Regions from separate parts of the Homo sapiens genome. Here region 1 is linked to region 2. Evidence: chromatin contacts called from ENCODE Hi-C or POLR2A ChIA-PET data. All regions are on one chromosome and are shown on one strand. The core of a region is the stretch at or near the end of the contact, and the rest is flanking DNA. Distances in the headings are between cores, read along the strand shown.

The links. Hi-C counts contacts between places; a loop is a spot of excess contacts on that map. ChIA-PET counts read pairs that join two places held with the same protein, here RNA polymerase II (POLR2A). Pooled maps may share reads with other maps.
Region 1: a map of heart right ventricle shows a loop between it and region 2 (2.3-fold over the local background). The contact joins two enhancer-like sites. A Hi-C loop is called at or near these places in 10 of 168 maps with a recorded cell type or tissue (PC-3, Right ventricle myocardium inferior, cardiac septum and 6 more) and 16 of 50 pooled maps. POLR2A ChIA-PET finds 5 or more read pairs at or near these places in 1 of 52 experiments (AG04450).

What each region holds. Positions count from the first base shown.
Region 1 is chr6:4,458,810-4,462,416 of GRCh38, reverse strand. The region is part of intron 2 of LOC105374894 (a long non-coding RNA gene); the gene reads left to right. All of the region lies in intron 2 of LOC107986561 (a long non-coding RNA gene), which reads right to left. Among named protein-coding and RNA genes, the nearest start is that of LINC02533, 28 kb to the left of the region's middle. Within about 2 kb of position 1,541, at least 13 of the 41 ENCODE cell types and tissues checked have a DNase peak (open chromatin) inside an H3K27ac peak, as active enhancers do; they include gastrocnemius medialis, heart left ventricle and heart right ventricle, where a contact is called at or near this core.
Region 2 is chr6:4,357,272-4,360,585 of GRCh38, reverse strand. No RefSeq gene overlaps it. Among named protein-coding and RNA genes, the nearest start is that of LINC02533, 130 kb to the left of the region's middle. RefSeq lists enhancers at 890-2,238, 1,059-2,258, 1,536-2,287. Within about 2 kb of position 1,850, at least 18 of the 41 ENCODE cell types and tissues checked have a DNase peak (open chromatin) inside an H3K27ac peak, as active enhancers do; they include gastrocnemius medialis, heart left ventricle and heart right ventricle, where a contact is called at or near this core.

The sequences.
Region 1 (3,607 bases), core at 292-2,791, 100 kb before region 2:
GTAAGTCAAACATTGTTGAATATCATCTCAGCCAAATGTTTTTTCAAATGCATTAAGAATATTAATTAATTTAGATACATTGGCTATAGATATTTTTGTTGATGTTTTGATATAGAAGTTTTAATTGCCAAAATGAGCATCCAATCATCTGGAAATTCTCTGAGTAATGAAGATGGCATGCTAATGATTGCCATGGACTATTTTTTAAAAAAAACTTTCCTGCTTTTGTGTTTTATTTGTCCCTTTTGTTCTTCCTACTCTTCTCCTGACCCCTCAGGATTGAATCCAGAAAGATGTATTTTCATGAGATAGGTGAAGGCTGGGTATCAATTTTGGAGAATAGGAAATATCATTGGAAGAATTACAGGTGCCAGTAACACAAGTTAAAACAGTACACCTTTATTATCCTTGATGCCATACACAACTAAAACTGTAGCCTGACAGCATTTGGGGCATAGCTTTAGCTGTAGCAACTAAGAAGATCTTTAAGGGGTGATCATGGCTTAAGTGTGCACATATGCCCTGCGTGACACTCACATACGTTGCCTCAGCGGAGAACTCACTGGCTGTGTCTTACTCTGAGCCAAACAAAGACAACGCCAGCCCATCTGGCTCTGAAACAATTTAATATCTTCTCTTTCCTGTAGGTAGACAGAGAACCATTTGAAAGTTAACTATCATGACTGCATATTGCACACACATTTTTAAACTTCTAAAAAAAAGAGAGAGAGAATGGCTACAATGAAGAGCGTCAAGTCCGCTTGTCAAATCTTGTGGTAAGAGGACGAGAAATGCTACTTCAGTAGCCACGAGTATTTCTGAGATCGCTAAGTAGCACTTGCTTTTAACATCTGCTGTTCAAGACCCTCATTTGTAGCAGCCTTTTCTGTTTGCTTCTGTTCACATGCGGAGGCAGGTGGGGTCAGATCCAGTTCAGGTTTCTTGAGCCTCTGATTAAAATGATTCACACCAAATCTCCCTTGGCCCCAAATACATCTTCACATCAAATACTGGTTATCTCCTATAAAACTGGGAAGCAAATCTAGGCTCCTTCAGTGTGCAAGGCTTTGATCGACCCAGTGGATCTTGCTGCTTTCCTAAAGCATCAAGGAGACTGCATTTCGTTTTCACAGTGTGGCTCCCAGGAGGGGAACTGAAAGCATTACAGATGATGTGTCTGCAAATACAATAAAATGTTCTTAGTGGGCGAGGAGGACATTTCCGACCCACGGTGCAGAGTGGATGAACTCACTGTTGGTTTTCCCGGGAAGAACACGGCTATTGTCACTTGGCTCCTACTTGGCGGATGCCGGCTAGGCTGGGGCGCAGTCAGTGAAGAGGAACAAAGTTTTCCTCTGTGCAAAGCTAATTGACCCATTCCCGGATCAAACCTGCAACCTCGGCCTTCTTGGCACCAGCCACAGACTGACTGAGCTAACGGGGACAAACTGTTTCCAAGTCATGTAGGAACAAATCCTTCGGAGCACAAGGCGTCTGCTGCCCGGCACAGGCTTCTCAGCGAGACCTTGGTGAATGGGCTGGAATCTCTGCACGGAGCAGCCAATTGGCAGGCAACTGACAGCCGCTGGCCTTTTGCACACAGGGCCTCACTGGAGCTGTACTTTGTTTTGCTGAAGGTGACTTATTCACACATCCCAGATGTTCCCTGTAACCGAGAGCCCTGGAAACAGCTACCGAAAAACACATGTGTTTTCTAAAGGCCTGACAGAAATAAATATGAGCAAACAGCCTGAGGTTGCTGTCTGATCACCAGGCAGTCTAAGGGCTGACCCCATCTCTTCATTTCCTCTCTGTGCTGCTGGGCCTCCCTTCCCTAATGGGGCAGGATCTGAACAGCTCTGGTTGTAGTTTTAGGGTTTGCTGTAAGTAGTTTGAATGTAATAAACTCATAGAAGAACATTAAAAGTGTTAAAAAGAGGGCAAGGAGAACAGAAAAAGCTGGTATTAGCTTGAAATGAATATGTGGAAAATGCAAGTATACTTTGAAAATGATAGCATCGTCTCATATTTGCTTTCGATTAAAACTTATACAGGCATTTTCTCCCTGCGGAAGCCTAAAGCTCTCCCTTGGAGGAATGTCAGCAGTGACACCTAGGTAGCCTCTGGCAGCTGAGGGGTAAGACACAGGAAATCAACCGCACGAATGCATTTGTCCTCCTCCTGGGACCCGGGCCCAGCTGTGCAGGATGCGTAATGCCCCTCTTAGGTTCTCTCGGCATCTCCCTAACTGGCTGCCTCGCTTCCACTTCCTTTCTGTCCAAATCCAGCCTGCAAATGGCCATGACACGGATCTTCCCAGGGCCTCACCAGCAATAAGTCGTTTCCCTACATGAGATGGCTTCATGCTCCACCATGTGAAATGCACGGGGAACAAACAGCAGTTGCCTCTCCTTGGCTTTTGAGACCTTCCCCTGTCTGCCATAATCCTACTTTCCAAACCCTCTCCTGACCCCACCAGGGTTGCCTCTGTGGCCCCCGACTCTTCCTGTTTCCCAGACCAGGTTGGACCCCATTAGAAACTTCGTGATGTTCTGCACCTCCTCTTCCCAGCCCTCCTCACAATCCCAATTCTCATTTAACCTCTTGTCCGCTTCTGTGAGCTCCCTGTGAGGGCCAGAGCTGAGCCATCTTCCTCCCTGTGTGTCTGCAGTGTCTGGTAAGGAGGTGCTCTGTGAGTCTTTGCCGGTTGAAGGAATGACTCCTCTTAACAACCAGCTGGCCCTGCCTTTTAATACTCCACATCCATTCTGTTTCGTCGTTTCTACCCCTAAGACTATGCTCCTGTTGCTTTCTCTACCTGAGAAGGCCTTCCCTCTTCCCATCCACATCCCACTTACCTTTGCTAGCCCCCACTCAGTTCTTTATCCTGTACAAGGTCGCCCTTGACCCCTGATCTCTGGCCCATCTGATCTGCCCTGAGTTCTCCCGCTTCCACATTCCTAGGGCACTCCCTGCACCACGGATGCAGGCCCTAACACATGCTACCTTGCAGTGTGACCTGAATTTTCCCCAAGTCTGGCCTCCCTTATCAAATCTGTATCCACCTTCCTAAATTCCTAAGAGCCCTGAGCAGAGCTGAGCACAGACCAGCTGTTCGATAAATGTCTGACTCACTATGATTGGGCAACTTTCCTGCCTCTCTCTGATTATCTACATCCTGTCCATTGTTCCAAGTCTGGCTTCCTTTGAGGTAGCTTTGTGGATGATGCCCACGTTGACCTCATGCCTGGCTCATGGTGTAAATCCACACTTTGTGGAACTCTCACCCCTTTTGGGATGACATGCTTGAGCACACACTCCCAGTAAACACACATAGTCCATGATCTGTGAACTTGACGTGGGTCCTGTTGTACCCTGACTCTCTGGATCACTGGTCTACTCTCAGGGGAACACAGAATGCACACTGGCGGCCATGGGGCTTCAAGGCACCGCTTGGCACTTTAGCCCATCTCATGTTGCTCTTGGACACCAGAGAACATAAGGCCTAAAATGTGTGGCTGGGGGTGTTGCCTTTTTGGGATAACTTTCTGTGCAAGTTGGAACTTCTGGTCCTGTTGTTTGACGCATGTATCTCTCAGTATAGGAG
Region 2 (3,314 bases), core at 601-3,100:
TAAAGACTAGAAATGTGCTATGCACTGATATTTATTCAGAAATGGTGGGCTGAATATTTCCTATACTCATTATGGGAGCAGTTCTGCCCTGCGATGGTGTAAGCCCCGACTTGTACAACAAGGCTGGAGTATTGGAAGGTAACCCTGACTTTAGGTGCGAGATTTGTGACTTACATTTTGCATGTAATTCAAATATTTGTAGATTGAATCTTATCTCTTCATTGACATACATTAGAATCTCACAGCTGTAGTCAATTTGTTTCTGATTGACTTTTCCCTTCAAGGGCGTTGTTAGAGCCTTCCCTGCAACCCTTGCTTCTCTTGGTAGCCCTCAGAACACACGCACATGCGTGTGTACACACACGGAGCCCCGCGAGGCTGAAGGCTTTTAAAGAAAGCCCTTGACAAATCCTTCTAGATCATGAGCAATCATTTCCTAGCATTTCAGTTTTGAAGGTTCGGACTTTTCAATTTGGTCACAACTGAAATATGTTAAGCTCTGAAATAAAATATCATGAAGGCATTTCACACTTTTCATCTAAAACTCCAAAGCTAAAACTCAACAAATATTTATTTGGCATCTATTATACTTATCACTATGTGGAAAATATTTTGTTTATTTTCACTCTACCTGTCACTAAAGAATATTTATGGTGACTTTACAAAGAAGTATAAGACCAGACTTTCTGTTGGGAACAGCATCTTTCCCCCTTTGACTCCCTAGTGTCTGGCACAAGCTGTGGAACATAATAGACTCTCCACAAAAATTCTTTCAAAAAATGAATGAAAACACACAATCAATTCAATTAGGGAATCAGTATACACACACATAATAAAATAACTTTAAATATAAACATACATGGATATAATGGATGCTAAAGAAGTCATAAAAAAGTAAGAGGCGGTGAGAGCAAAAGAGGCGGGGCCAGCACTGATTGAGTCCTTACCTTGTGCCCAGCACTCAGACACTAAGTTCCATTTCCCTCATGAACCTCTGATCATTTGTAGCAGAAGAAGAAATCTAAGGGCCAGGAGGTTTTGTGTCTTGCACAAGATCACACTGCAAGTCAGAGAAGGATCTGGAATTTGAGCTCAGATTTGTAAGTCTCATCGTCCCTGTTTTCTACCCTGGCTCTGCCATGAAGTGCCACCAAAGGCTTTGAGAATGGAAGGAGGCCACTGTGGGGCTGGCTGTCTGGGAAGGCTCAGGGAAAGGAGGGATGTGAGCCGCACTTTGAGCCTGGGACTTGGGAAGAGCAGGGAGGGAGAGGGCCGGCTGGCTGGAGGAGGCAGCTGGCCAGGAGAGCAGTGGAGGATTGTCCTGGGAAAGAAGAACCAAACTGTGACAGCCTCGAGAGGCTTCCTCTCCAGGGCCAGAGCTGTTCCCAGGACATGATGGCTGGGCCACCAAATTGTAGACCCTTAAATGCCAGGCTAAGAACTGAAACTTCATCCTGTAGCAACAAGAGACCGTGAAGATTCAAGCCTGATTAACTGCAAAGTCATCTTAAGGGGAGACCGGAAAATTAAAGAATACACAGAGAGGGCGTGGAAAAGCTGAAGCTCCCTTTGCTAAGGAAAGCTGAGATCTGAAACACAAGCCTGCTCCTGCCCTTCTCTCTCCCCCACCGCAGCCTGCCACCTTTCCCAGCCCTTTATGCGCCTCCCTCGCATGACACACATAATCTAGTGACCTTGGTGACTAAGGCACAGAACTGGAGAGAATGCGTCACGCCCACTCATTCCTGCCAATGGCAAAGGGCTGCCCAGTTCAGACGTTCCCGGCAGGCAGCCACAGCATCCTCTCGCTCTGCATCCAGGGTGACTCAGCATTTGCAGAGACATGAATGTGATGCAAAGTGACTCAACCTCCCCCTCCCACAGGACTATCCCAAGCTGTGGGCTCTGTCCCAGGACCAACAGGACAGGTGCCAAGAGGGCAGGCCTTCGCCAGGCCCTGCACTTGAAGAGGCTGGGGAGGCCAGCCTGGCTGTAGGCTCCCCTCAGCCGGCCAGGTGTGCCCATCCCTGAACTCTCCTGCCATTGGCCTGTGCCAGAGCTGGGACCCCATCCAGATGAAGCCCTGATTTGGACATGAGGAAAAGGATCTCATTTTTAGTAACAGCACTGCAGATAACATGACGGTGTAGCCATGTGGATTCAGACTTAGAGATGGTCACAGGTGAGCAGCAGTCAGCCAGAGCCTAAGATGCTGGGGGTGGTTTTTGGAGCACACCTCAAAAAAGTAAATATTCTTTTTTATTATTATTATACTTTAAGTTTTAGGGTACATGTGCACAATGTGCAGGTTAGTTACCTATGTATACATGTGCCATGTTGGTGTGCTGCACCCATTAACTCGTCATTTAGCATTAGGTATATCTCCTAATGCTATCCCTCCCCCCTCCCCCCACCCCACAACAGGCCCCAGAGTGTGATGTTCCCCTTCCTGTGTCCATGTGTTCTCATGGTTCAATTCCCACCCATGAGTGAGAACATGCGGTGTTTGGTTTTTTGTCCTTGCGATAGTTTACTGAGAATGATGATTTCCAATTTCATCCATGTCCCTACAAAGGATATGAACTCATCATTTTTTATGGCTGCATAGTATTCCATGGTGTATATGTGCCACATTACATTCTAAGGAGATACAAAGTATGTATTGATGTGCTGACTTTTCATCTTAAAACCTCAATACTTCATATGTGAAATTCACCTCTCTGATCTGGGGCATCTAAACCATGACAAATAAAATCTCTCACCCCAAGGGCCTCTCCACCTCTCCCACGCCCTCCTTCTCACTAAACCAGTTCTTCAACTCCAGGCTCACTCCTCACAGATGCTTTCATTCTGACACAACACTCCTGGCTTTCCTTCCTCCCTCCCTCCCTTCCTTTCTTCCTTCCTTCCATCATTCCTTCCTTCCTTCCTTCCGCATCTGGGTTCTTTGGCCCTTTCAACACAACACTGCAACTTCCCTCCCTCCCTGGTCCAGCTGTGCTCGCCCAGTTGACCTCCAACCCTGCCATCTGCCTTTCTCACATTTGCTCCCATGCAGCAAGTGGGGTGGAAGAAAACCATGAACTAATTGCTGGCACTGGAGGTTTATTGCTTCTGGTCACAACTGTCCCTAGTCTGGCAATCCTCTTTTATGTCCCTAGCCAGACCCGTTTCTAACACTCTATGGTGCTGATTACAGACCTGTAATGCTCCCAGAGTTGGGGGCATCCTGAGGTGGGGGTGGTGGCCAGCATGCTGATGTTTACAGGTGCCTCCATAGCTGAGCCCAGCACTTTGGTGTTGGCAGTACCTGA